Regions from separate parts of the Mus musculus genome. Here all the other regions are linked to region 1. Evidence: chromatin loops called from intact Hi-C (ENCODE). Cell type or tissue: heart. All regions are shown on one strand. Region 1 overlaps Ccnd1 (cyclin D1). Region 2 has its middle 15 kb from the start of Smim38. Region 3 has its middle 30 kb from the start of Gm46023. Region 4 has its middle 9.0 kb from the start of Smim38. Region 5 has its middle 9.8 kb from the start of Smim38. Region 6 has its middle 20 kb from the start of Gm45181. Region 7 has its middle 44 kb from the start of Gm46023.

What was found. Peaks named below come from ENCODE experiments on the same cell type or tissue, not always from the same donor. Only the 100,000 strongest peaks of a DNase experiment are listed, where the experiment ranks them.
Region 2: a loop joins it to region 1, with 3 times the contacts of the local background. A loop is called at or near these places in 4 of 42 quality-filtered maps.
Region 3: a loop joins it to region 1, with 4 times the contacts of the local background. A loop is called at or near these places in 11 of 42 quality-filtered maps.
Region 4: it touches region 1 in a loop (5-fold over the local background); 2 of 42 quality-filtered maps call a loop at or near these places.
Region 5: a loop joins it to region 1, with 4 times the contacts of the local background. A loop is called at or near these places in 7 of 42 quality-filtered maps.
Region 6: it touches region 1 in a loop (3-fold over the local background); 5 of 42 quality-filtered maps call a loop at or near these places.
Region 7: a loop joins it to region 1, with 5 times the contacts of the local background. A loop is called at or near these places in 11 of 42 quality-filtered maps.

The regions. Positions count from the first base shown.
Region 1 is chr7:144,935,800-144,939,799 of GRCm38, forward strand. It overlaps Ccnd1 (cyclin D1), which reads right to left. Exons shown (of 5, transcript NM_007631.3): 1 at 3,697-4,000; 2 at 2,088-2,303; 3 at 1,495-1,654. The coding sequence starts at 3,894. Among named protein-coding and RNA genes, the nearest start is that of Ccnd1, 2.0 kb to the right of the region's middle. In heart, a CTCF peak has its summit at 1,829; DNase peaks (open chromatin) are centred at 1,912, 2,542, 3,352, 3,982 and 3 weaker places; H3K4me3 peaks cover 2,417 bases; H3K27ac peaks cover 2,738 bases.
Region 2 is chr7:145,220,644-145,224,643 of GRCm38, forward strand. It overlaps a transcript of Tpcn2 not described here. Among named protein-coding and RNA genes, the nearest start is that of Smim38, 15 kb to the left of the region's middle. In heart, CTCF peaks have their summits at 303 (motif pointing right) and 1,931 (motif pointing right); DNase peaks (open chromatin) are centred at 928 and 1,778; H3K27ac peaks cover 3,480 bases.
Region 3 is chr7:145,096,691-145,100,690 of GRCm38, forward strand. No RefSeq gene overlaps it. Among named protein-coding and RNA genes, the nearest start is that of Gm46023, 30 kb to the left of the region's middle. In heart, a CTCF peak has its summit at 1,831 (motif pointing left); a DNase peak (open chromatin) is centred at 1,791.
Region 4 is chr7:145,215,112-145,219,111 of GRCm38, forward strand. It overlaps a transcript of Tpcn2 not described here. Among named protein-coding and RNA genes, the nearest start is that of Smim38, 9.0 kb to the left of the region's middle. In heart, a CTCF peak has its summit at 1,687; a DNase peak (open chromatin) is centred at 600; H3K27ac peaks cover 3,121 bases.
Region 5 is chr7:145,196,270-145,200,269 of GRCm38, forward strand. It overlaps a transcript of Tpcn2 not described here. Among named protein-coding and RNA genes, the nearest start is that of Smim38, 9.8 kb to the right of the region's middle. In heart, a CTCF peak has its summit at 2,481; DNase peaks (open chromatin) are centred at 972 and 2,322; H3K4me3 peaks cover 409 bases; H3K27ac peaks cover 3,543 bases.
Region 6 is chr7:145,144,788-145,148,787 of GRCm38, forward strand. No RefSeq gene overlaps it. Among named protein-coding and RNA genes, the nearest start is that of Gm45181, 20 kb to the right of the region's middle. In heart, a CTCF peak has its summit at 1,721 (motif pointing left); no DNase peak of the experiment used is centred here.
Region 7 is chr7:145,023,196-145,027,195 of GRCm38, forward strand. No RefSeq gene overlaps it. Among named protein-coding and RNA genes, the nearest start is that of Gm46023, 44 kb to the right of the region's middle. In heart, no CTCF peak of the experiment used is centred here; DNase peaks (open chromatin) are centred at 1,656, 2,076, 2,496 and 2,916; H3K27ac peaks cover 1,860 bases.

The DNA.
Region 1 (4,000 bases):
GTGATGTCACACTGGCCTTTTCCCAAAGTGGTTCCTGTGTGACAAAGGAGCTGGTTGCTCCTACAGAGAAACAAATGCTCCAGACCACAGAACACTGGCCTACCGCAGGTCACCAAGCTGTCCTTTACCCCCACCTGTATTCCAGGGGCACAGACAAAGGCAGTAAGGAGAGCTGGAAGAGCTGAGTCCAGCTGTACCCAGATATAGCGCTTACTGGTTACTCTGCTGGCATCTAGGGGTCCCGGGAGGGGCACACTACTGCCAGAACTATCCTGGGGGAGGTTGTGCCTCTCCATCCCCAAGTTATCTCTGGGAAACTCTGCTGCCTCTCTGAAGGCACTTTCAGCTCCATAAAAGGCTGCCTGGAGCTTCCAAAGGCTCCGCTCTCCTCAGAGAAACCCCAGCCAGCTGCCTCCCTGACTGCCAGCAGGGCCACCCCCACCCCTTAGATCCTTCCAGCCTACTGATGGCCTTGCTACTCCCATCTGCCACCCCCTTGTTTGGTACCCTTGGGGCGGGCTCAGCACTCTCGGCAGGTAGTTGGCAAGCTAGAATTTCCAAATTCTCACACCAGCAGCTTAGAAACACTGGCTATGGGGCTGTCAGACATAAGAAGATGTCACTGAGACAGCGGGGGTGAGGTGGAGGTTGGGGGTGGGGGGAGATACTCTACCGGCCCTTCTGACATCACAGGCCAAACAGCTATAGCAACTGAGGTCTGATCAGGGCCACAGAGGAAGGGGGTCCTCAACAGGTGGGAGAACACCACACCCCCTCAATATTGCTAAGCCTCCTGGGTAGGGTTCTCAGTTAGAGGTGAGGAGCAGCTGTCAGAAGTAGTACTGAAACCACTCAGAAGTAGCAGGGTTGTCTATGTGTGTGGGTTCCTGCATGGCTGTCTACCATGACTTATGTCAGCCTAATCTACCTGGGGTCTGGGGCCAGGGAGGGTCCCTTGGAGGAGTCATAGGGAGGTTCTAGTTTCTCTGTTTCCAGCCAACCCTCCCAGGACTCAGCCAAAAAGTACTGGCCTGCAGTACCCCTGGTGGGGCCTCTAAGTTCCTGCTCTGGGACTGTACTGTATGTAGCTCGTGGGGCTGAGGCTGGACCATTTGTCCCATCCATGTAGGAACCCCTAGCAGGTGGCTCAGCCTGGGAGAAGCTGGTGTGTGTGTGTGTGTGTGCTCTATAGCTCGAGCTCCTTAAGAACAGAGGCAAGGCAGGAAGCCTAGGAAAAGAGGCAAAAACCTCTTCAGAAAGCATGCTGTGGCCGTACCACTTCCTGGCAGTGGAAAGGTTGGCACAGGGAAGCTGTGTCATTCTGTTAGGTCTCCAAGATACTAGCCAAGAGAATGTGCCACCCAGTATCATCTATCTCTCCAACAAACTATCTGCACCCTGGGCTCAGAATAGATAGCAAGGAAAGAGGCCTTAACCCCAGGGGGAGTGGCAAGGAGCCCGCTCTTCCTGGGAAGAATGGGGGTGGAGCCTTACCTGTGGCACAGAGGGCCACAAAGGTCTGTGCATGCTTGCGGATGGTCTGCTTGTTCTCATCCGCCTCTGGCATTTTGGAGAGGAAGTGTTCGATGAAATCGTGGGGAGTCATGGCGGCCAGGTTCCACTTGAGCTTGTTCACCAGAAGCAGTTCCATTTGCTGCAGAGAATGAGGAACACGGTCAAAAGGAAGGCAGGCTGATTCGAGAAGGTCTAAAGAGTTGGGTCAACCCGGGACCCCATACAGGTAAACAACAAAATGTGCCTGTAGAAATACTAAGGGGACAGACTGCGGACAAAAAGAATCTCCCACCGCCAGCGCCGTGGCCTGCACGTCGCTAGGGGGCGCACACCGCCCACATTTCAGAGTGGTTTCACCACAGACATGGTGGGGAGTCCAGTACGGAAAGAGGGCGGGCACAGAGGTAGAATGGGTTGGCATTCTGCTCACTGCCATTTCGGTGTCGTGCGGTGCGGTGCGGGTGCCTTTCGTGGGGCAGGAGATCTGTCCATGGATGGCTGGATCTCCTGCCATTTGCAGCTCCCACCACCCAGCATAAAGAGGGATTGTCGGTGGTGGGTTACGTGGTTACCAGCAGCTCCTCGGGCCGGATAGAGTTGTCAGTGTAGATGCACAACTTCTCGGCAGTCAAGGGAATGGTCTCCTTCATCTTAGAGGCCACGAACATGCAGGTGGCCCCCAGCAGCTGCAGGCGGCTCTTCTTCAAGGGCTCCAGGGACAGGAAGCGGTCCAGGTAGTTCATGGCCAGCGGGAAGACCTCCTCTTCGCACTTCTGCTCCTCACAGACCTGCGGGGATCCGGACCCTGACCGTCAACGTGGGAGGGGGGCGTCGCTCGATACGACCCCATTCCCTTCTCCTAGATTGCACAGAGAGGGATTCCGGTGGCCAACTCCCTGGGATGCGCTCCTGCTCCGAGGGTTCCCAGTGCCCACCCACCCTGAAACTGAAAGGGAAAGTCTTTGGGCAGCTGGCGGGGCCGGTCGAAGCAATGGTGGCCACGGAGACCCCGGTCCCCTGTTGAAATTAGGAAGCCACAAGCCAGAGAACCCCACCGCGGGGCTGGCGGGGCGCCGGGGGCTGGGCGCCGCTCGAGCGCACGCGAGACACAATGGTGGCGTCCCAGGCCGCCGCGCTGCATTTCCCAGACGTCATCTTTTCAAAAAATATTTAAAAATATTTAAAAAATAACTAGGTGCCTAAAAACGACCTGAAAATAACCATCGGACGACCCTTGATCCAAGCCGAGGGTCAGGAGCTCAGTGGACATCGGGGGGTGAGCTCCAGCAACTCAAACTCCGGGGGCCCCCCTTTTGCAGGGTGCGGGCGCTGTTTGCCTCTACAAGGGCATTATGCCTCACTTTAAAAATTATTTTAAAATATTTTGGGACCCCTGAGTCTCCTGCTGAACATCTGAAAATGTGCTTTTGTCCCCCTCCGCCCCCAGTTTGACCTAGACAGGTTCCTCCAAATCCAGAACCGCACGCACAACAGTCAGTCTCATTGACTAGGGGGCCACGCGACCTTGCAGCCTGGCGTTTTCTCTGGGCCAGGCAGCGTGTGCGGGGTACCCAGGTCCGCTGTTTGAACAAAGAATCCCCCACCCCAAATATTCCTCACACTGTCTTATTTAGTGATTCCCGGCCGCCACGAGGCCCCTCGTGCCTGTCCCAGCGCCCCTACTGCCGCTCCCTGCCCTGCCCCCAATTATTAATAAACACTTTTTGCTTTGCAATAAAGGAGCAAAGATGGCGCATAATATTGGCACGAGCGGCCCTTGCATACGTGTCCATGGATATTAATTTAAAAATCAAATTTATGCCCCCTCCCCCCTTGAGCTGGCGAAACGCGCAGGGGCGGCCCCCGCCGAGGCGCTGCAGGAATGGGGCACAAGCGGGGGCCACAGAAGCTCAGCCTGCACCCTCTGTGGTGTCGCTGACACCGTCCTCCCTCGAAGGCACCCCTCCCCGACTGCCCTCCACCAGGAAAAGGAATTCCCATCTTCCCAACTCCCAAACCTTCCTCGTTCAAAAGGACCCAATCTATTTATTTTGTGAATACCGAGTCCTAGCAACGCACCCGGAAAACTCCGTGACGGAAGGGAAGAGAAGGGAGGAAGATGTTGGTGATAGCAACAAGTTGCCAGGGGGTCCCAAGCTAGCAGCCTGTAAAGTCTCTTACCTCCAGCATCCAGGTGGCCACGATTTTCCGCATGGATGGCACAATCTCCTTCTGCACGCACTTGAAGTAAGATACGGAGGGCGCACAGGTCTCCTCCGTCTTGAGCATGGCTCGCAGCACCCGGTCGTTGAGGAGATTGGTGTCAGGGTACGCGCGGCGGATGGTCTCCACTTCGCAGCACAGGAGCTGGTGTTCCATGGCGCGGCCGTCTGGGGAGGGCTGTGGTCTCGGTTGGGCTCCGGTGGCGGCTGCTGACGCGCGCTGCCTCGCGCTGTACTGCCGGTCTCCGGAGCGCGCGGAGTCT
Region 2 (4,000 bases), 280 kb after region 1:
AACTCAAAACTTCAGCATCCTCTTAAGTAGTTTACCTTTAAGATTTCTTTTTAATTAGTTAGTTGGTTGTTAATTAGTTTTGTTTTGAGACAGGCAGGGTCTCTATGTATCCCTGGGCTGACATCTCCTTATGCAGATCAGGCTGGCCTCTAACTCACAGAGATCTATGTGACTCTACCCAATGGATGCTGGGATTAAAGGCTTGGGCCTCCAACACTTGACTTTTTTTTTCCTTTAAATTATCTACATGTGTCTGTGTGAAGTTGTGCACATGAGTGCAGGTGTTTGCAGAGGCCAGAAGAGGGCAGTAGATCTACTGGAGTTGGAGTTCCGCTGTGAGCCACCAGATATGCAGGGAACTGAACTCTGGTCCTGTGCAAGAGTGGCCGTGCAATACAGTCTCTTAACCACCGCTGAGCCACTCTTCAGCCCCCGGTGTCTATATGATGTTTCTATGGGATAGATCTGCTCAAGAGCAATGAAGGCCCTCTTGGAGGGTGCAGGCAACCTAAAGGCCTAGGCTGCTAGAGCCAGTCCAGTGCCTTCTGTTACCTACACTGGTTTGTCCCTTCCCAGAATTCCTGCAAGAGTCACCACACTAAGATGATCACATTGAGTCACAGCAAGGCTCTCACAGGGCACTGACCCAGGTTCAGTGTCTGCCAGATGTGCTGACTGACCCCCCCCAAAAACTGTAGATGGCATGGACCACCCCCCCAACCCTGACCAGAGAGATGAGATAACCTGCCCCAATACAACAGCATCAACACCTCCCTTCCTCTGCATAAGATAAGGCCCCACAGAGGATACCCTTCACTCCAGTACTCTGTGTTCCTCCCTGATGTTTCCAGATGTATCTTGGCTCCTAGGATCCATGGCAAATCCAAAAACAATGAGTCTCTTCTTCCAGGAAAGAGGGGTGAGGCCAGGACCAGAATCCTGGAGGAAAAGGCAAGGCAAAGGCAGCAGGGCTGTTGAGCCTTCCTGCAAGGAAGTGGGGGCAGGGGTAGGCTCCAGGTCCCGGCAGAGGATCCTAAGCATCCCAGGCATCAAGCAGTGTCTGTCACTGACAGCGGGTGAGTACTTAGCCCTGTGCACTCAGAGGGCCTGGGTACCAGACACTCCCACAGCTGAGGGAAGGACAGCAGAATATCACAAACAGAGACCTGGGCTGAGTATAGAGGATTGATTGGGGGTGGCCTTGAGGATTTTAGGGAACCTTGAGGGTTCCTTGCTGACAGACAGGGAAGACCCAGTGGTCCCTGTAGTACAGAACTTGGCTCTGCCACACAGCTGAACTTCATCTACCAAGAGGAGCTTCTATGAAGGCCAGGCTGTGTGGACATTACTGGGTAGATGATTGTCACTGGTGCATGGGCCCTGCAGCTGCTATTGCTGCAACCACATGTCCCCTGTCACTTACACAAAGCCAACCCCACTTGTCTAAGGTCTATGAACATAGATGACCCAGGTGTACTGGCTTGCTCTGACTCATTATCCTCTGTGGTAAGATGACTAGTGATTAGTCCTAGGAAATCCCCAGACACACACACACACACACACACACACACACACACACACACACACACTCACACACTTGCTGAGGTCCCAGACAGGAACAGGCTGTGGCCACCACCAAGAGGCCCAAGGGCAGAATGAGGGACACTTCTAGGGAAGCAAAAGTCTTTCTCCAGGGACAGTGAACAGCCCTGCAGTCTGCCCCCACAGAGAGCCCTGCTGCAGGGCGGGGGCTCAGGAATGTTCTCTGCATACATAGCAAAGTTGTGAGTCAGACACAGTGGGGAGGAGGCCCGCAGCAGGGCTGCAGGCAGGAGGTGGAACCCTCCAAGCAGAATCCTGGTAAACAGCAGGCAGTGTCTGGGTCCTGTCCCATGGCCAGCAGTCTACCTGGGCCACATCAGGGGTGAGGAGCACATGGGCCAGGAGAGGGCAGTGTGGCCTAGGTTAGCTGGGGACTTGCAGATGAGGCTTCCAACTCCTTGCCCAGTGCTCTCTCTGGACTCCTCACACAGTGCTCTCAGAGCCAAGCACCACCCCAGGCACTGCCACCCCTTGAGTAAACTGACCTTTGCAGAATTAAATGGGGCTCCAGCAACCCAGGAAGACCGGGTGCTGGGTTCTATTTCTCAGGACACCTCCTGTCTCCAGTATGCGAAATGATACCCAAAACTCCTACTGTGTGCTGGGCCCTGGCAGGAGTTCCTATACATTGATTCATGGGACAGAAGCCGGGCTACAGTGTGGACATGTATGCAGCATGTAGAGGTCAGCTAGCCCTGAGAGCTCATTCTCCAACCTTCACCCCTGCTGAACTAGCCAGCAACCTCAGGCACATATGGGAGCCAGGTGATACACCTCAGGCCCCACAGAATGACCATGGGATCTAGTTGCAGGGCCTTGGCCTAACCCACTGAACTGTGGAGAGAAGGAGAGGGCTAAAGATGTTCTTCTACTGGGGGATGCTAGGCAGAGGACACAGGGCTACCTCTCTACACCCACAAAGCAGGGGTCTGAGCCCCAACAGGACTCACTGGGTAAGCCCTTCACCTCTCTAAGCCTCAGTCTCCTCGTCTGTAGATGGGGATGGGGAGGCATCAAGGACTGTTATTATTTAATGATCTCCATGAGAGCTGGCTCAGTTGATAGAGGGATTTTTCCCAGCATGCACAAGGACTTGAGTTCCATCCCTAGCACCACACACCTATTCCAAGCACTGAGGAAGCAGAGGCAGGGGGATCATCATGAATTCTAAGTGGGCTTGGTTTGCATAGTAAAGCCCTAGCTCCCAAAACTAAATTAAATTAAATAAGCCAGGAACAGTGTGCACACCTGTCATATTAGCGCTTAGAAAGCAGAGACAGGAAGGCATCAGACTGTGACTAGCCTGGCCTACAAAGCAAATTCCAGGCCAGCCCCAGATCCAGAAAGAAAGAGGTGGAGGGAGGGAGGGAGGCAAGGAAGGAAGGGAGGCAGGCAAGGAAGGGAGGGAGGGAGGGAAGGAGGGAGGCAAGGAAGGAAGGGAGGGAGGGAGGGAGGGAGGGAGGGAGGGAGGGAGGGAGGCAAGCAAGGGAGGGAGGGAGGGAGGGAGGGAGGGAGGAAGGAAGGAAGGAAGGAAGGAAGGAAGGAAGGAAGGAAGGAAGGAAGGAAGGAAGGAAGGAAGGAAGAGAGCACCTTATCCACCTAAAGAAAAAAACAAGAAGCCTGCACAGTACCCTTCAAGGGCACATCTTGAAGCCTGCCCTAGATGCTGCCTCTCAGAGGCTCCACCCATCCTTGTAGCACCTCTCTGAAGATGGAGCCTTTACTAAATGGGCCTCTGAGAACAACCATGGCACAAACTTCAGTGAAGAGCTTGGGCATCCAGAGCCTGGACCACACAACCACTTCCACCCACCAAGTGTGCCACTCTGCGGTGGGTGAACAGAGGATATGTTGACCTCTGTGGGGCTCTGAGAGAGCAGACAGGTGGTCTTGCTCTCCCCAGGGTCACTCCTGCTGTTCCCTCATCAGAACAATGAACCTCTGATCTCTCAAAGTGCTTCCTCTAAGAAGCCTTCTGCCTCATCTGCCTTTAACCTTGCAGCCTCTGGTCCACATTGTGTATCACTCTGTGGATGCTACCAAGTGTCCTGTGCATCTTGGTCCCCTCCAATGGAGGAGGACCTGTTGGCTGCATGAGGAGGAAGGATGGATCTCTCGCTTTGGGGGGGGGGGGGTCACTGCTCCATGGGTGGGTTGGCCACTCCTTGGGAAGCTAACTGGACCCAAAATGGGCAGAGGGCAAAAACGGACACATGAGGGGTATCCATCGGCTCCTTAGCGGGAACCAGGTATTCACCTGTGCCTGACTGACCCAGGGTTGGCCCCACAACCTTGAGCCTGTGGCCTCATCTGTCCAGGCCACAGTTTCCCAACAGCTCGGTAACTGAAATAACAGGACTTCTGCCTGCCCAGAGTATTCCAAGGATCCAGAGATGAG
Region 3 (4,000 bases), 160 kb after region 1:
CAATACTTCTTCCCAGTCTCCCCAGGTGGTCACAGAAGAGCCAGCTCGTGGGAATGGGTTCTGGTTCCCCTTCTTTCCAGGACATGGGGGACCTGGGGCCAGAGTGTGCTGCCAGCCCTTGGGAGCTACAGGCTAAGCCTGAGGGTGTCAGACTGGGCTCTGCTAGGCAAACACTTTCCCAGAAGCCAGTGTGGGAGGCAGCCTGGAAGCAAATGTCCTAGAAGTAGGCACAGGACGTGCCAGAGGTGACACAGCCCTTGGGGGACATGCCCCGGAAGGTAGGGCAGTGGGTGACCCACTGTCCTGGTTTTCCCAAGCAATAGTTCCCACCATGGGGACTTTCAATGACAAAACCAATCAGGAAAGTCCCTGGCAAGCCACATGGCTGGCCACCTTAACGAAGCCACCTGCCTTTCCTCAGCTGCCTCCCATCTCCATTTCTTCTTTTTCAAAGATTGTGTGTGTGTGTGTGTGTGTGTGTGTGTGTGTGTGTGTGTGTGTGTGTAGGTATCTTCAGAGTCCAGAAGGAGGCATCAGATCTTCTGCATCAGGAGTTACAGGTGGTTGTGAACCACTGAAGGTCAATGTTGAGAACTGAACTCGGGTCATCTACAAAAGCAGCAAGTAGTTTTACAGCTGGGCCATCCCTCCAGCCTCCTGATTTCTTTAGAAATACATAAAATCTGTGTTGTCACCAATATGGGCCTTGTCACCATCTACCCAGGTGGCTCACAATGTCTCAGAGAGCATGAAAATGCAGAGCTCGTATAATGTCTGTAGTCCTTGCCTCCGTGATAGCCACCCCCCTACACACACACACACACACACACACACACACACACACACACACACACACACAGTGCAGCAAGTCACCTGTGCACAATGTCAAAAATAAGTACAGTGTTTCTTCTCTGATCATTCTCAAATTTGAATGTGTCACAACTCTGAGGTATTCCTGGCACAGTTCTCCTGGGTTGTATCTCATAACAGGAAGTAGGGAATGGCCTACAGATACAGCTTGGGGCACATCAAGCTATGGGCAACACGGAAGCAGCCACCACACTCATCCAGGAAGGTTCTAGAATGTATTGGTGGCCAACAAAGCCCTAAGTTATCATTTCACGGGCAGGAAACAGAAGGCATGCACCTCAAGAAGTCTGAGGAGTAGGTTGCTGGGTCTCTTGGGTTTCTCTCTGACATCAGGATAGCCATCAGGTGACATCTTTCTCCTGCCCCTGCCATCCTGTATTGGTTTAACTAGTTGTGAGATTTTGTAAAATGAAAAGAAGCTATCCTAGCAGGGCTGCTGCTGTGGTGTCCATGGTGGGGGTTGGGTAGCATTGGCTGGAGCTGGGTCAGTCCCAGTCTGTTCCTAGCAAAGAAGATGCAAAGGAGCCATATTTGGGTCTGACTAGACAGGAATCTTTTGTCCCCAAACTGAGAATTTAGCCCTGTCATAAGTTTGTTTTCTTAGGAAGGTTCTGGGGTCTTAGGAGCTGGAGGAGGTCAGCCACTGGGAACTGATGCAAAACACATGGACTCAGCTCACTACCAGAGACTGTCATGTGGCTCCTAAGACTCAGAGCTTCAGGATGGATGTATCCTGTCATCTTCAGGCACAGCTGGATCTAGGTGCTCAAACACAGCCACTGACTTCTCTCTGCAACCATTCCTTGACCGTCTTCGTCCACACTACCTCTGTCTCCACAGCTTCCTTCATTGTTTGTGTCTCTGCTTCTCTTGGTGTCCTCAGTTGCAGACAGGCACCCTTCGGGATAAGAAAGGTGACAGTTGTCACCCTTGTCTCTTGAGCCAAGTGACAGCTCCCCCTGCTGGCTGGGTAGGAAAAGTCACAGGGAGACTCTTGGTCAGCTTGTGTCACATGCCTACCCCACTGTGACTGTGGTCAGAGAAGAGTCCTCACACTGCCAGTCCCTCCAAACCACACTATGAGAACTGAAAAAGGCACACGGTTCTTCAAAGAAGATGTTGTCATGGAGGAAGGTCAGAGCCAGCGCCACCAAAGATCACAGATGCCACGGTGGCCATGGGAAGCAAAGACCTTCAAGTCCTAGATCAATTCCAGAGACTCCAAGTTTCAGTAACTGTGATCCTCGGTGTGTCCAGAAGGGAGAGCACACTCAGATACTGCAGCTTTGGAGAGACGTAGACGAGAGCAAGCAGGTTCCTAGGTAGAGCAGAAAGGGATCATGACTCTGAACCCAACCTCAGGTTGCCTTTCACTACTTCACCCTCATGTCACGTGTGAGGTGTCACTGTGCATATCTGTCTCAGTTACTGACATCTGCCACTGCCACCACCACCACCGATACTGTCATCACCACTACCACCATCAGCAGCATCACCACCAAAACCATCACCATCATCCATACCACTATTAATCACTGCCATTACTACTACCAACAGCACCAGCATCATCACCATCCCCTCATCACTGTCACCATCCAAAGGGCGCTATCACCATACCCGGGACCGCCAACACCTCCTCTGTCAGATCCACCACTACGTTAACTGTCACCACCCATCATCACTGTCATACCGACACAACTCACACACTCCTACTTCTCTCACCATTAAAAATAAGCCTCATATCCACATCAATCAACAGTGCTATTACCATAGCAACAGCAGTCTTTCTGACTGGAAGTTTATTACGGAAGTTCGATGTGCGGGTATGGATGCCACTAAAGAAAGGAGCACCGGGCCACTGCAACCCAAAGCTTCACCTTCCGGTGAAGGTGCAGAGATCTTAGAAGTGAAGAGACTAACCAAGACAATCTGGGGGACTAAAGGACTGGGGTTCCAGACCTGGGCTCAGATCCAGAGCCTGCTGGCTCCTTATCCAGGCTGAGTCACCTGCTTCCCAAGCCTGTCTCCTCCATCCCTAGGAATGACTGTTCTTCCAGCTGCTCAAACACTGGGGAATCGCTGCCCTTCTCTCCTGGTCCCACCACAGCCAAGCCACAAGTCAGCCCCGAGTTCTCTACCTCCCAGTGAGACCGATCTGTGTCTTAAATGGCCTATGAAGCCCTGAGTCCCTGTCCCATATCTGACTGTCATCTCAGACTTCAACTCCCTACTCTGATTCTGTCTGAGGTGCAATAAAGCCTTTTAAAGTGAGTAAGCCCAACTTCGTCCCCGCCTCAGGGCCTCCGTGTCTGTCGTTCTTGTGTGTTCCCCAGACTTTCATGTAGCTGGCTGCCTCTCATTCAGGCTTTACTGTTAACTAAGGCAAAGCCACTCCCCATCTCCTGTAACTGAAGCATCCCAGCCTGGCGGCTCCATCAGACCTGCAAGCAGTGTCCCTTTGAATGCACCGTTGCGTTTCTGTACATTATTCAGCTTTTTAGCTACAGCCCAAGCCCCAGGGGGACATGGACGGTGCCTGGTTCTTAGAGGTGGCCCCAGGACCTCACACAATTTCTGACAGACACACACTTGGAATCATTGATGGGTGACTGACTTCATTTGAGTGGGCCAATACAGTGCCCCAACTCCAGATTCTGAACCTCTTATTTAATGTTCTGGTTAATTACCTGCTGGTCATTCTCTCATCATCTGTCTACTCGTCAGCCATGTGTCCCCTTAGCCTTTTTTGTTCACCATCCTTTGTCCATCCATCCAATAGTTACCCATGCTATCTGTCCCCCATGCATCCACACTCTACCTGGTCCATCTAACTACATATTCGCACACCCCTGAGTCTACCCATTCCCCACCTATATGTGCATCTATCCCTCCATCCAACCAACATCTGGCCGCCCTTCCATCTATCCAATCAACATCTACCCATCCACCCACTCAACCATCCTCCCTTCTATCATTTACCTGTCCAACCAATTAGCATCCACCCATCCATCAATATCCCATCTTCCATTCACCCATTCATTCGTCCATCCAAACAACCAACACATACCTCCTTATTGACTCATCTGTCCACACAGCAAATGTCTACTCATTCACCCACACATCCACCTGA
Region 4 (4,000 bases), 280 kb after region 1:
GATCCAACCAATCAACAGCAGTGCAGAGAGCGCGAAACATCAAATCTGAATGCCGGTAGACTCGTGCCTGGTGCTGCCAGGTGGGGAACTCCAAATTCATGTATTTGCACTCTAGATATTTATTGAACAGCCACAGTGTACCGTCCACCACACACAAGAATTCTTAAGCATCCTAAGTGCTCCTGGAGGTATGACACATGCACCCAGCACTTTGAGCAGCCTTATTAGATTAGATATTGTCGATGGTCACTCTCTGAGGCTCCCTTTTATCCTCTTCTGGGAACATGAGAAAGGAGACAGGAAAGGTGATGAACCTTTGATGGGAAGGTGTCAAGCAGGCAGGAGGGCCAGGGAGCCTCAGCCGTACACTGAAACAAAGCCCTTCTCTCTGAAGCTCCTTGTATCAGGCATTTTGTCTGAAAAAAATGTGACCAATACCAGAATGAATGAGACAGAAACCACAGCCACAGCCACACAGACGGGGCATGAATGTCTATGATGCCATGCTCACAGCTACTCATCTGGACACAACGAGAAGATAAGAAATCAAGTTCCGGTCTATTCCTATTCTGACAGCCTGGCACCAGCCATGGGGCTCATGTGATATTGAGCAATAGGCAAGCCACAGGCACCCAGGCTGCAGGCATAGCCAGCCAACAATTGGTGGACAGTGACAAGAGCCAAGCACAAGGATACTGCCGCAGATAGTGATAGAATGTTATAGAACAGGTAAAGCCACAGGGACAGAACACAGGCCATGCTGTGGGGGCAGAGTTTGGAAGCAAAGAGGCAGAGTGAAGGGGCTCTGGCAACAAGCTGCCCTGGGTTAATAGCAGCTGAGCCACTGAAATCTGTATAAAATAGCATCAAACGGAGAAAACAAATCCTAAATGTCACCTTTCCTTTATGATAACTATTGCTTGGAATTTCTATACCCCAAAGCCACACCCTTGCACTGACTTGAGGATAGGGGTCAGAAAGAGCCCTGTCCAGTCTTTGAACTTGGGCTAAGTGGTGAGCTGTAGCCTCAAGGTCATGTCCCTGGCCAGTCTTGCCCTTGCTGCTATGGAAGAGGAAGTTGAGGCCCAGAAAATCCTGTCACCCAGTGTCACCTAGCAAGTCTGAGGTGTCAAGATGTCCAGCCTGGACTATTTCTGTATCTCCTCCCAAGCTCCTAAGGTTGTCTCCAGGGACACTTCCCCTTTCGCCTGTGTTTAGGACAAAAAGAAAAATTGGGGACTTTGCTCACAGAGAGGGACGGAAAGGCCAGAGCTCTTACTGACCTGTCCTCAGAATGTTCCCAGACTCCTCTAGGCTATGGTCACCAAGAAAACCTAAACCTGCCCACAAAGTCAAACGCCTCTCCTAGGGATCCCTCCAGGCCCACTGGTGAGGAACAGGCTGGGGCTCCACAGTTCTCTGTGGGGAACTCGAAGCAGGGAAAGCCAGAGAGAGAGGCCTGGGGTCTGCAGGGGCCCCAAAGAGGGGTGCTGCTCCCCCACTGGAGAAGCCCAAGTACTTGCAAGAAGGACTGCAGATGACACTTAGGGGGTCATGGAGTACCTCCACTCCTGCTGAAGAGCCCTCATACTCCACACTGATTCTGCCTGACAGATCTGCCATACAGAAAAACAAGAGCTCAGAGCTTTCTGGAAATGTGGACTGTCCTAGGGACCACAGGCCCCATCTAGAGGCAGAAATGTGGGGCTCCAGCAGGGAGGAAAGCAGCTCCCTTCCCCAGCAACTCCACCCACCCACTACCCCACCCACCCACTAACCTCCCTGCTGTTGGGCCTTAGTTTCCTCCTCCTGAATGGAGGGTCACCATCATGTCTGTACCCACCCTTTGCTGGTGGCTGTGTGTGGACGACACACAGGAAGCTCTAGGAGAAATGCCTGGGTGCCTTCCTCAGCAGGGTTGCATGTGTTCCTGGAAACATGTGGCAGCCCCCACCTGTGTGGCCCTAGGATGGCAAGACAAGTGATCTATGCAGAGACCCTGTGACCCATAGAAATGTCCCTGCTTGGGAACCTTTCCAGCCACACACATCTACACGGGACAGCCCCGAGCCCTGATGGTTGCTGGCTCCCCACAGTGGCCTGTCAGAAGCAACAAAGACAGACAGACCTGCAGGGAAAGACCTCTGGGTGTCAGAGTAGGAACAGCCCCCCTGGCAGTCTGCTTAGGACGACTGAAGTGCTGAGCAGACCCTGAGGACAAAAACCAAAAGAGGTGGACCTTCAAATGAAGGAGTCCTGGAGGGTGACAGCCACTCAGACCCACCACACTGGTGCAGGGAGGGCTCAGCTCTTTTGAGACATCAATAGAAAACTACAGAAGACACGAACAGCCAGGGGGGTTGTTTTTTGTTTTCTTTTACAATGTCCCTGCCCCCTCTCTGGGGCTGGTGCTATGATGCTACAGTCAGCAAGGGCTGATGGAGATAGCTATATGGAGACAGAGATAATGGGTGACAGGCAGAGACAAGGAACTCTAAGTCCCTGACCATTCCCTCCCCAAAGCCCTGCTCGGAGCTACATTCTAAGGGACACAGGAACAAGGGGCATTTCTCCCCCAGATCCTCATGGCAGTCTCTAAAGCAGAAACCAGAGTTGACATATCTAACAGATATGGAAGAGGCTGACAAAGGTGTGACTCCTCTAGATCACTTGGCCAGGAGACAGTAGAGCAGGAGCAAAAACCGAGAATATTTGTTTTGGTTTTTTGTTTGCTTACACTGGGTCTTGCTCTGAAGCCCAGGCTAGCCCAAGCTCACTCTGTAGCCCATGACAACCCTCCTACATCAATGACCAAGTGCTGAGAATATAGACAAGAGCTTCTTCTATAGAGCTCCCATCAGAACTGAGGCTCTGACTCAGGCTTACCTCTCGCCCACACCCTCTCAACACATGCATACCGCTGAGGTCCTTTGACTGAGGACAGAACCCCTTCATGTCACTGCCTGGCACGGGGCTGACAACAGGGTGAGGTAAGTTTCACCCACCTCCTAGACAGACCGTCCTGAGAAACATGTTTTTAATCCCATACACATAAGGAAGAGGCATACATATCTCTGAATTAGAGGCCAGCCTGGCCTATACATAGCAAGTTTCAGGACATCCACAACCCAGTCAAAAACAAACAAACAATAATAAATGTTGAGCACCACAGCCATCTTAGACAAGTGTCAAGCTATCTGTCCACTTTGGCTGACACCACAGGACAGCACCTCAACCCAAGTGTCTTGAACCTTGTGGGCCAGAAGTCCAACCTCAAGGTGTGAACTGGGCCGTTCTCTCAGAAGGCTCTGGAGACTGCCCTTCCTGCCTGCTCCAGGGTCTGAGAGCTCTAGGATTTCTTGGTCACATCACTATGACATCAAGGGTTTTTTTCCCCACAGTTTCGTGTTTCTGACTGTGGCATTCTTCTAAGGGACAGAGCCATTGGATCATGGCCCACCCTACTGCATGGTGTCCTCTCTGTGACTAATTACATCAACCAGGTCATTTTTTCCAAGTATATGGAGTTTGGGAGTGGGTGTGAATTTTACAGGGACATCACTGAATCCTGTGTAAATGTGTGAATGGGTCTGCAGACTAGCAGCCTTGTATTAGTATACAGTAATGATACACGATGGCCCTCTTTGTGACGTTTTCATATTCTCGTGTGTGTGTGTGTGTGTGTGTGTGTGTGTGTGTTCATAACTAGTTCCTTTCTACTTTTGTCTCTGTGTGTATGACCCAAAGAGCCCGTTAAGGTTGCTTATGGGAGCACAAATGGGGTTGTTTGAAAAAGCCTGGACCGCCTTGCCAGAAGCCAAACCATTGAAGAAAACGTCCCTCACCCTATCAACACCCCCACGGATGGGTGCAGCCTCAGGGCACCACACTTTTGAGACATGATTGTAATCTTCTGATCCTCCTGCCTCCACTTTCCCAGTGCTAGAGTGGCAGATATGCACCCTCATGCCCAGCCCATGCAGTCTGGGGACAGAACCCC
Region 5 (4,000 bases), 260 kb after region 1:
GCCATTGATGATCCAGAGTCTAGTGCTAGGCAGATCGCCATGAGACAGAACTAAAGATGGTTGGCCTCTGAGGGGTAAGTCACAGCTTATGAATGGCAACTCAGCCCACTGGTCTAGAGACGGGAAGCCCTTATGTCTTGAGACTTTCCCTACTCAGTCAAACCTATTTGGAAGGCTGGTAGGAGCATGTGGCAAAGCGAGCATCCTCAAGCCCAGGAACACAGGAGCAAGGGAAATACAGCCAGGCAAGCGGATTCTCTAGAGCGACCCCCTGCTGGTGGGGGAAGTGACAGTGAGGCTGCTTTGCAGCCACTGGGCTCAGGAAAGCAAGACATCCTAAAAGGTCCACAGGGCTGGAGGGATGGCTCAGGGGTTGGAACTCTTGATGCTCTCACAGAGGACCAGAGTTCAGTTCCCAGTACTCACATGGGGCAGCTTGCCGCTGTCTGTAACTCCAGCTCCGTAGACACCAGAAATCATGTGGATGCACTTCTCACACACAGGCAGGCACACACTGGAAGGAAAGTAAAAATAAGGCCCAGGCCTGGTGGCACACACCTTTAATTCCACCACTTGGGAGGCAGAAGCCAACAGAGTCTTGTGAGTTCAAGGCTAACCTAGTCTATACATGAAGTACAAGTTCAGACGGGGCTACATAGTGAGACCCTATCTCAAAATGAATAAAATACAACACACAGCACAACCTCGGCATGAGCCATGTCTCTGGAGGATCTCAAATCCCCTGAGATTCACAATAACCTTGGAGATCATGCAGCAGAGACAGGCCATGGATCCACCCACCCTCCATCATAACCAAGATGTGCATCTACAGGCCCCTCCCGGAAAATCCATGCCCATATAAATGTGCTGCAAAGACAAGAACAAGGCTGCCCCCACGCTGCTGAGTTTCATGTGTCAACCTGCCAGAGCCACAGGAGTTCTGGGATATGATTCATACTCATACTTGGAGACTTTGAGTAGAGAGTCCTCCCCCATGTGTGTGGGCCTCGCTCATCAGCTGGAGCACTGAACAGCATCCAGAGCTCCACAGAAGCAATTTCCCTGGCAGATGGCTTTAGATGGAAAGTGGAGGCTGTGAGGCCACCCTGCAGACTGCAGCCTCCTCCATGGAGCCAGCTGACTCCACACAGGTCCTGCACATTTAGCTACTTATCTCCTTCCTCCTGCCAGCTAGCTTCCATCCATCTTCCTTCTTCTCCTGCTCCTCTCCCTCCTCGTCTTATCTTCTTTCCTCCATCTTCTTCTTCCTCCTCCCTCCCTCCCTCCCTCCCCTCTATTCTCTTACACTCTACATGTGTCTCCTGTAATTATTTCAGGGTTCCCTCCTGAATCTAAGGGACACCTAGTCAAATACTCTCCCTGCAACTCTGTCGGACCCCCTAACCCTTTCTCACACCACTGCAGTAGTCCAGCCCCCTCATCAGCCAATCACCCTCATGGCTCCCAGTACTAATTCTCAATCCAGACCTAAGGCACTTGTCTCCTGCTCCCCAGCCTCTAAGTCCCTGATAGCTCTCTCCTGCCTGCGTGTGCACTACTGTTCAAACTCCTAGGCAACCATCAAATCCCTCACAGTTTGGATCCAACCCGCCTTGGTATTGTATATCTCTCACCTCTCCTCCATGCATGCAGTGTTAAGATCAGCATGCCCAAGCTCTGGGAAACAGATGAATTCCCTGGGAAGCTGGTTGGCTGTGTTTCTGAGCCTCAGCTTTGGAGAGTCAAAGCCACAGGATGGCCAGGACTCTGCCCAGGTGATCTTTGTCGTGGTGGTGGTGGTGAGTTATCTAAGATTCCCTGCTGAGGGTCACTTCTTGATCTAGTCCTCTGGTTTTCAGGCTTTGCTTACCCTGCATATTTGACCCGGGGCATCAGTCCCTCACCCATCTGCCTCTCAGAACTGTAGTCCTCCCTCTCCCTCCCTCTGTGGGTGTGCTTCCCTGGCACCCTGCTGTTGTGTACAGCCCAAGACTCTCCTCCCATATGGTAGCTGTTTCCCCACATGGAGTTCTCCATTCGGTACAGTATGGAGCCACTGTGGGCAGGGACTATCCCAGCTTCCCAGTGCGCAGGGCTGAGTCTGCACAGGGGCCAGCACATGTTGTTGCTTGCTAATGGAGAAAGAGCCCCCATCAGCTGCTGGCAGGCAGAGGCCCCCAAGCCTTTCCTGACACCCGCACCCAGCAGTCGGGGGGATCCCTAGGCAAGCACAGCTGGCTTAAAAAGGAAGCACACAGTTTCAAAGCTCCCTCCACTTTATTTTTAGAACCTGTGACTCATTCCCAGGACCAGCACTGGAGGCCAAGCAAGGAAGATGCCTGAAGTCTGGGGCCCAAACTGGGCTGAGATTTCAGGCTGTGACTTCCTACCAGTGCTGAGATCTGTACTGTCCACACTGTCATTGGTGGTGGTACTTGAAACAGAACAGAGGAAAACCAGCACCCCCTGCCTGTATGCCCACAGTGGCTGCTGCAGCTCCAAAGGCTCCTGCTTTTCTTCCCTTGCTCTGTGTGACTCTTATACAGTATTGGGCCAGAAAGAGGGTTCATTAGGCAAAGGCACCTGCCACCAAGCCTGAAGACCTGAGTTCAATCCCTAGGACCTATGAAGTAGAAGGAGAGAATCAACTCCAGCAAGTTGTTCTCTGACACACACACACACACACACACACACACACACACACACACACACACACACACACAAATAAATAAATGTAACAAATAGGGTCTTTGATGCTGCCTCCTCTAGCTATAGTTTGAGACAGCTGAAGTGTGCCCCCTAAAGGTTCATGTTCTTGGTCCCCAGTGTGAAAAGGTTGCCACATTGTGGGACCTTTAAGAGGAGAGGCCTAGCCAGGCGTGGTGGCGCATGCCTTTAATCCCAACACTCAAGAGGCAGAGGCAGGCGGATTTCTGAGTTTGAGGCCAGCCTGGTCTACAAAGTGAGTTCCAGGACAGCTAGGGTTATACAGAGAAACCCTGTCTTGAAAACAAACAAACAAACAAACAAAAAAAGCGGAGTGGCCTAATGAGAAGGTATTAGGTCATTGGGAGTCCCTCCTCCAATGAGATTAAGTTTCCCAAAGGAGCCCAGTTAGTTCCCAAGGGAAATTGTTAACAAAGAACAAGGCTGACCCCTGCCCTCTGGTCCGCTTCCACGTACTATGGGATCTCCCCACTTGTACACTCCAGACATTTCAGTCATCCTTTATGACAGTGTCATTAAAGCCAAGCAGATGTCTGTGCTGTGCTCTGGAACCTCTGTAGTTGTTCACAAAATAGACCTCTTTCCTTCATAAAGTCCCCGGCCTTGGGTGTTCCATTATAATCACTGAAGGGAGACTAGGATGCTGTGCATATGGTTTGTCTCTATTTAGATGGGTCTGTCTGTTTAACTAAAATCTGTTATTGTCATTTGAAGTCATGTTTGTTTGCTTGTATTCCATTTTCCAAGAAAAGTCATCCAGTCAACTATAAAGTTGACTGCCTCTGCCTCCCAAGTGCTGGGATTAAAGGAATGTGCCATATGGCTGGCTCCTGGACTTTATTAAAAGAAAGGGAGCTGAAGACAGTGCCAACATTCATGCGGGCTACACATTCCTCTCTTCAGTCACAGTTTGAGCAGCTGCCACACCTTCCCTGCCCTGGTGGAAAGTACCCTCCAACTAGGAGAAAATTAATCCTTCCTTCTTTCCTCCGTCCCTCCCTCCTTCCCTCTCTCCCTCCCTCTCTCCCTCTCTCTCTCCCCCTTTCCTCTCCTTCCCTCCCTTCTTCCCTCCTTCCCATCCTCCCTCCTCCCTTCCTCCCTTCTTTTCCTAAGTCGCTCTTGTCATATTTTGCTGCAGCCATGAGTTAAGGAGAGAGCTGAATCTGGCTCTCCTGCCCTTTTCTCTGACTCCAGAAGATTTGAGGGTTTGCTTTGTGGCATGTTTTCTGCTTTATTTTTCTCCTTTAAAAAGCCAGCAATTTGGGATTAGTGA
Region 6 (4,000 bases), 210 kb after region 1:
CTCATATACACCACCCTATTATACATACACACATCTCTCTGTCTCTGTCATATGCATACACACACTCATACACACCTTTCTATTACACACACACACAGATAATAATAACATGTAAAAAGAAAGGAAACAATTGGAAAACTAGGGGTAGTGAAATTGAGATCTTTTCCAGGCCTTGGACAATATGAGGAACCACTATGATATTCTATCAGGGGCAGTTCCCAGACCACATCACTGAGTTAAAGAGACAGAGAGGGATCTTCCGGAGATCAAAACAGCTGGAAGTCAGAAGACAGAGCACTAAAAAAGGAGTCAGGAAGAGAGTGGCTTCCAAAATAGTAACAGGATCTTTGAGTCATTAATGGTGGGGATGGAGGCCCTGATAGACTGGGAGACCTCTGCCACCTGGGAGCTGGGGACCCACCTGTGGGCAGAGACACTCGCAGTGTCCTCCAGCCACAGCTGAAATCTGCTGCTGGGTCCTGGGAGAGTTTTTGGGAAGACTGTGCTTTAGTCACAGAAAGCTAATCCTGTGGCAGAGGCCACCCAGGAGCTGCCCTAACAACGTTCTGGGACACGCTTCTAGAGGACAAAACCAGATCCATGTGTAACTTCTCTTCTGGAAACAAACCCCAGCATCACTGTAAAGCAAGACACATCCAAGCTCAGAACAGAGTCCCATGGAATGCATCGAGCATCTGAACAAAAATTACCAGACTCTGGTAACAAAAAATAGCCAGAGACTCTGATGCAGAGAAAAACCAGTCAAAAGAAATAGACCCACGGGTGACAGATGGAGGATACAGGAGCCAGGGACTTCAAAGGTTGTTAGAGATGTATTCAAGATCCTGGCCTAGAGGCTCAGGCCTGTCAGTCCAGCCGCTAGCAAGGCTGAGGTAGGAGGATTGTAAGTTCAAAGCCAGCCTGGGCAATGCAGCGAGACTGTGCCTGTATTAATCTTTCAGTAGCTCTGACAAAAGCAATTTAAGTGAGGACAGGTCTGGTTTGGCTCACAGTTCCAGGGACAGTTCATCATAGTGAGAAAGCAGTGGTAAAAGAAACCCGATCACATTGTACCTCAAGAACAAACTTAGATTTACTAAGATTAATAATGTAAAAAAAAAAAAAATTATGCCGGACAGTGGTGGCACATGCCTTTAATCCCAGCACTTGGGAGACAGAGGCAGGCAGATTTCTGAGTTCATGGCCATCCTGGTCTACAGATGAGTTCCAGGACAGAGAAACCCTGTCTTGAAAAACAAAAACAAAAACAAAAACAAAATAATAATAATAATAATAATCCGCTAGGAAAATTCTGGAAGAAACAGGACCTAAATCTTTGTGACCTTAGATTAGGTAAAGATCTCATGTCAATTTCTCTGGAGGCACAATGAATACATTTAAAAAAATCTAGGGCTGGAGAGAAGACACAGCAGTTATAGTGCTTACTGAAGCCAGTGGTGATGTGTGCAGTGGGTCTCTGAGTTCAAGGCCAGCCTGGTCTACAGAGCAAGTTCCAGGACATCTAGGGCTACACAGAGAAACCCTGTCTCAAAACAGCAGCAGCAGCAGCACCAGCAGCAGCAACAACAACAGAGTGCTTGTTCTTCAATCATGAGACCTAGCATTCAAATCCCACATGAAGTGGCTCACAGTCATCTGCCACTCCAGCTATAAGGGATCAAATGCCCTCTTCTGGCCTCCCTGGGCACCTACACACACACAGACAAACACACACACTTAAAGAAAAATCAATCTAATACCTCTCTCTATAGATACAGATGATGTAGATTATAGATTATAAGCACAAACATAGATATAGATATATGAAGAAATCCTTAAACAGGATGTCATCAGAACTAAAACTATCTCCTGCTGAATGAAAAGGCACACACCATGCCAGGAACAAATATTTGTGAGCCACATAATTGACAAAGAATTTGGAACTCTCTCAGCAGTGGGAAAATAAGATACATGATTGACAATGAGCCAACTCTCTGAATGAGGTTTTCCCCTGAGCAAGAGAATACATGTGAATGGCTTCACCTCCACCAGTCACCAAGGCAACCAAACTAAAACCACATTGTGATACTATGATGTACTCCTTAAAGTGGTCAAACAATTGATAACTAGTTGTTTATTCTTTGGGGAGGGGCCCTCACAGTACAGTGTGCTTTGTGGATGCAGTTACAGGAAGGCATGTGTTCCTGGAGCGTATGGAAGTTAGTTCAAACATTATGGGAAAGAGCTGCTTGTAAAAGTATAAACTTATCTAAAATCCTAAAACCTGTACCCAAGAGAAAGGGACACATGGATGCTCAGGCATACTAGTGGAATCTTGTGTGTGTTTTTAGGAAGAATTGTGAAAACCTGCAAATGCTGCTTACAGCATCCCACTGAATAGAAGAATCTCCACAATGGATGAACAGTAGGATGTTTGGTGGAGTACTATACAGCAAGGTAAATAGAAGGAATAGTAATATATTTGTTGCTACACAAGATGCCAAAAAGCTAGAAGCTGTAAGATTCTGGTTCTGTGATATTCTTGGAAAGGACAAATTAGAGGTACAGAAAACAAGACTGTGTCCTCCATATATGGAAGCCCTAATTTTAACTGTTCCCTTATCTGGAGATAAGGCTTTGAGGACACAAAATAAGGTTAAAAGTGGTCAAGAGGCAGTGGTTCTCAACCTCCCTAATGCTGCAACCCTCTAATACAGTCCTCATGTATGGTTGGTTGGTGACTCCCAACAACCATAAAGTTATTTCATGGCTACTTCATAAATGTAATTTTGCTTCTATTATGAATAGTAGTGTAGATACCTGTGTTTTTCAGTGGTCTTAGGCGAGCCCTGTGAAAGGGTTCTTAAACCTTTAAAGGGGTCATGACCCCCAGGTTGAGAACAGATGCAGTAAGAAGTCCTGACCCAAAAGGATTAGTGTCTTTACAGAAAGAGTGAGAAGGCCGATTCTCCTCCACACACACCTCAACAGCAAGAAGGCCCTGACCTGACACCAGGCAAGAAGCCTCCTCAGACACTAAGACTGATACTGTGTGGATCTTAAGACTTCAGGTGTCCATAACCCCAGGGCCAAGTCCCAGATTCAACACATCTGTGGTGCAGCAGGGGCTAATGATAAAAGCAATTCCTTGGGACACGTGTGGGACTGCTCACTACATCACACTACAAGACATGGGTGATGGCAGGACTGTGTGACTTGACAGTGAGGTATTCCACAACTCTATGTGCTTGTCAGAATCCAGAGATCTCAGAGTGGGAGAGATGGCTCAGGTGGCACTTGACAAGGGATCCAGCTCAGTTCCCAGCACTCATGGTGAGCAGCTCAAAACCACGTGGCATTCTAGTTTCAGGGATCCAGCACCCTCTTCTGGTCTCCACAGGCACCTACACTCATATGCGTCCTCACTTCACACACCCACACCACACCCACCCCCACACACACCACACCACACACACACACATACACACACAAACACACATACCACATATACACACACATAAATCTAAAAAAAATTCACAGAACTTGCATAAAGAAACTGTACATGAACTGTCAATAACAGAAGCCAAAGAGGAATAACTGCCTCTCTCACAGAAAGACAAAAGCAAGAGAGGCAGACTCACACAAGAGACTTCAGGGTGCGGCAGGAAGCTCTGAGCAGTGACAAGAGGTCACCTGCAGGGTCACTTGCAGGGTGGGGGTACGGTGAGTGTCAGAGGGAGGTGCAGCTGAGTTCAGCCTCAGGGAGGAAGACAGCAGCAAGCAGAACAGATGAGAGGAGAGGTACTGCGGATATGGCTCAGTCTTGCCTGACAAGAATGAGAAGCTGAGTTTGAGCCTCAGGATCTACAAAGAGATGAGTGGGTGGCTTGTGTTTGGAATTCCATCATTGGGGAGGATCAATTGCAGAGGCAGGAGGATCTCTGGGCTCCATGACCACCCAGTCTAGCATTACTGGTGAGCCCCAGGTCAATGAGAAAGT
Region 7 (4,000 bases), 87 kb after region 1:
TTAACTGCTCTTCAGGATCCCTTCATGCCTCCAAAACCAGTACCACCTGGGTGACTCTTATACATTACCAAGTCTAGCCACAGCCCAAGGTACAACCTTGGCTATCTCTGGAACGCAGCCTCTGGGTCCTCCCCCACAAACCACTAATTTCAAAAATGTCTTAAACGCTTGCCTACAACCCAATCTTATGGAAGCGTTTTTCTCAGTCGAAGCTCCCTCGTCTCAGATGACTTTAGCTGTGTCAAGTTGACATAGAACCTTCTGGCACACTCACAGTATCAGTCTTCTTTCTGTTGTGATAAGACATCATGACCAAGGCACATTATAGAAGAAAGGGTTTATTTGGACTTACAGTTTGTCATGGTGGGGGGGATGGCAGGCATGGTGGTAGGCATGGTGGCTAAAACAGCAAGCTGAGAGCTCACATCCTGAACCACCAGCAGGAAGCAAAAGAGAGTGAACTGGGAATTATAGGAGCTTTTAAAGTCCAGAGCCCATCCCCATTGACATACTTCCTCTAGCAAGGCCATATCTCCTAAATGTCCCCAAACAGTGTCACCAACTAGGGACCAAGTGTTCAAATGCCAGCATGTATGAGAAACATTCTCACTCAAACTACCACACCAAAGCTGGAGCTACTGTGCTGGGCCCAGGACTGCTGGTGCCAGACCCGTCGGAACTTGGGTGGTTCTCCATGGTAGCCATGAACAGTCAGACCTGGGAGGCTGGCCCATCACGGTAAGGGAGGCCTTCTAGGAAGGGGAGAGGGAAACTCTGTGGACCCATCCTTTCATGCTACCTGTCCTTCCTTGCTACCTCAGGGCAAGGAAGCCACACAGGGATCCCCTTACCAGTGCAGCCACCCAGGGGTTGTAGGAGAGACTCCTGCTCCTTAATTTGTTTCTTAATCTCATTTTTGCTTCCCTACCTACTTCCTTCCTCTCAGCATCTATCATCTGTCCATTCATCCATCCATCTGTCCATCCATCCACTCATCCATTCATCTATCCATCCACCCCATTCATTCATCTATCCATCCATCTGTCCATCCATCCATCTGTCCATTCATCCATCTATCTGTCTGTTCATCCATCCATCCATCCATCCATCCATCCATCCACCCCATCCATTCATCTATCCATACATCTGTCCATCCACCTGTCCATCTGTCTGTCCATCCATCCATTTATCTATTCATCCATCCATCCATCCACCCATTCACCCATCCATCCATCCACCTGTCCATCCGTCCATCCATCCATCCATCCATCCATCCATCCATCCATCCATCCATCCGTCTGTCCATCCACCCATCCATTTTCCCACATCTATACTCTTTCTTCCTTCTGCTTGATCTCGGATCTCATGGCACCAGCCCCCTGCTCCATCCAGCTGGCTTTGAGTTAAACAACCATTCCCCCTCTGTCCAGTTGTCAGAATGCCCCTGGTAAGTCTGTACCTCACCCCACCCCCATTCTAGAGACAGGCCCACAAGTCCCATTAGGCACAGGTACCTTATACAATGTGGACTGTCTACTCTTCCCAGCAGGAAGGCCATGGTGGCCTCTACTTGGCTGAAGAGGACCTTCTGGAATCTTGCCCTAAAATAGCCCACAGTGCTACCTCATTTCCTGACTAAGTGGTCAGCTCCAAACACAACTCATCTTATCTGGTTCCATCTGGGAAAAAGCCTGCCAGGCCGGCACCAGCAGTTCTTCTGGGAAATCACCTATCCTGGCTAAAATTCACCGAGCTGCAGGATGTGAAAGGCCTGGAGACAAAGAGCAGAGCTTGGGCCTTTCACTGAGTACTCCACAACCCAGTGAGCTGTTTCTCTCTAGCTTCACTTTTTAATCTCAAGCAACCTTGCTAGGTCCTAAGGGAAGCCCCTTGTCCTTCACCCCACTCAAGATTGCCTTGAGGGGTCTCCTTGCCTCCACTTCCTGGGAGCCCATAGTTGTGCCTGGCAGATCTAGATGGGAATCCAGTCTACAGGGCTGGGGCTGGCTAGGGCCAAGGGAGGTGGGGGCACTGCAAGCTAATATGGAACATCCACACCCCCCACCATTACAGCCCTCAATACAGTCTAGGCCAAAACTTCATCTTGCAGGAGAAAGCCTTAGAGAGGCAGCCTGTACAGGAGGCCCTGTCCTGCCAGGCTGCCTAGGTGCTGGCAGGTCCACCCAAAGGGCAGTAGAGCCCCACCCACCATGAGACTTGGAGTTAAATAAATAAATAAATAAATCAGAAAATGGGATGGTCTCAGATGCCAAGAGGTGTAGTTAACCTAGGAGGAAGTTGACTTTAATGAGGAAATCCCTTAGTGCAGCTGAAACTATGCTTGGAATGACAAATGAGCCCGGGGGGGGGGGCGGGGGTGGAGGGGGCTTGGAGGAAGTGCTCTGAAAAGGACACCCTCCTGGCCAGGTTTCCCTTGTATATCGGGCTTATCTGCAGGAAACTGCTCCAGAGGCTGAATCCGCTGAGCAGGCCTGTGAGTCATGCCTGCTCACAACCCAGGCACAGCCTCCATGATAGCGACACAGTAGCATCTCTAAGGGACATGCTCCCAGGGCAGTAGCCACAGCTCTCCTAGCCCAGAGTAAGAGAGAGTTCCCTCTGAGGATTCCTGGGCATACACCTGTGAGGCCCAGCCTAGCTCAGTTGTGGACTGGGAGTTGAGTATGTGTGTGATTTGCACAATGGTGGAGACAGGATTGTCAGGTTCAAAGGCCAGCTGGTACCTCGTGCAGTCATTGGAAGCTTCCATATGCTCTGTCTGTTTTCCTGCAGGGGTATAGCCCACAGCCCCCAACACAGGATGAAAGGGCTATTTTTGGAGGCCAACTTTTGGTGCTAGGGCTCCCATCACCCGATGGCCTCCTGGCCTCCTTCTCCGGTGGGAAGAGCCATCGGAAATGCCTGACTTCTGGTTCTGCCTCTGTTGGCAGGCGCGGCTAGGGACAGGGCCTCCAGGGTTGGGCAGCCAACAAAGGAGACTACACAGCAGTCTTTAAGTTACCCATGCCTCCCCTAAAGTTCAGGGATGTTTTTGTGGCTGGATGGCATGGTCCCAAAATTAGGCCAACACATCCAGCACCTTCTTGAATGGTCCCACGACAGGCTTCATGGGTCACCATGGTCACCAGCCCAGTGTCTCTTGAAGTTTCCAATGATACTGGATGCTCAGGGGTATAGTGTAGCCATTTCAGAGCTCAACAAAAGATGGTTGAGGATAGCAGAGAATAGTCCTGTATGCACACACATGTGCATGTCTATACCTACACACATCCACATGGATAAGATTCGTGCATGCACATGTGTGCCCACACACATCCACATGGGGTCTAGAGGCCAATTCTCAGTGTCTTCCTTCACTGCCTCCCACCCTACTTGGGACACTCACTGAAGCAGGAGCTTCACAATTGGCCAGGCTGGTTGGCCAACAGACCTCAGGGATCCTTCTTTCTTTGTCTCTCAGCCCTGGGATTTTGTGTGCCACACCATCCCTGGGGATCAGAGCTTAGGTCTTCATGATTACTTAGTAAGCACCACTAACTGAGCTATTTCCACAGCCCTCAGATTCCTTTTTGATGTAATTTAAAATAGAATGCAGTCTCCATTCCCCAGTCCTCAGGCCTTCATGCATTCCATCCCCAGCACCCAGGCCCCAGAAGTCAGATGGTAAGGTAAGGTGGAGAGCCACAGGGCTGGGGTGGAGGGGGATTTCCCACTTCCCCTCCCAGCTCCATATTTAGAATTTCCACTTTTCACTTGTGAAGGTTTTCCTTTCTCTGCAGCCCAAGTGTTTGCTTCACACTCAGCCTCCTGCACACTTAGCCTCCTCCACACTCAGCCTCCTGTATACCCAGGCCCGACAGTGGCTCTCTTTTGTCATTATTTTCAAATGTGAACAATAGGCTGTTGTCCATACTTTACAATTCTGTCTCTGGGATGCACCAACTGACCCAGGGCACAGCTTGTGCTAAAGGCCTCCATG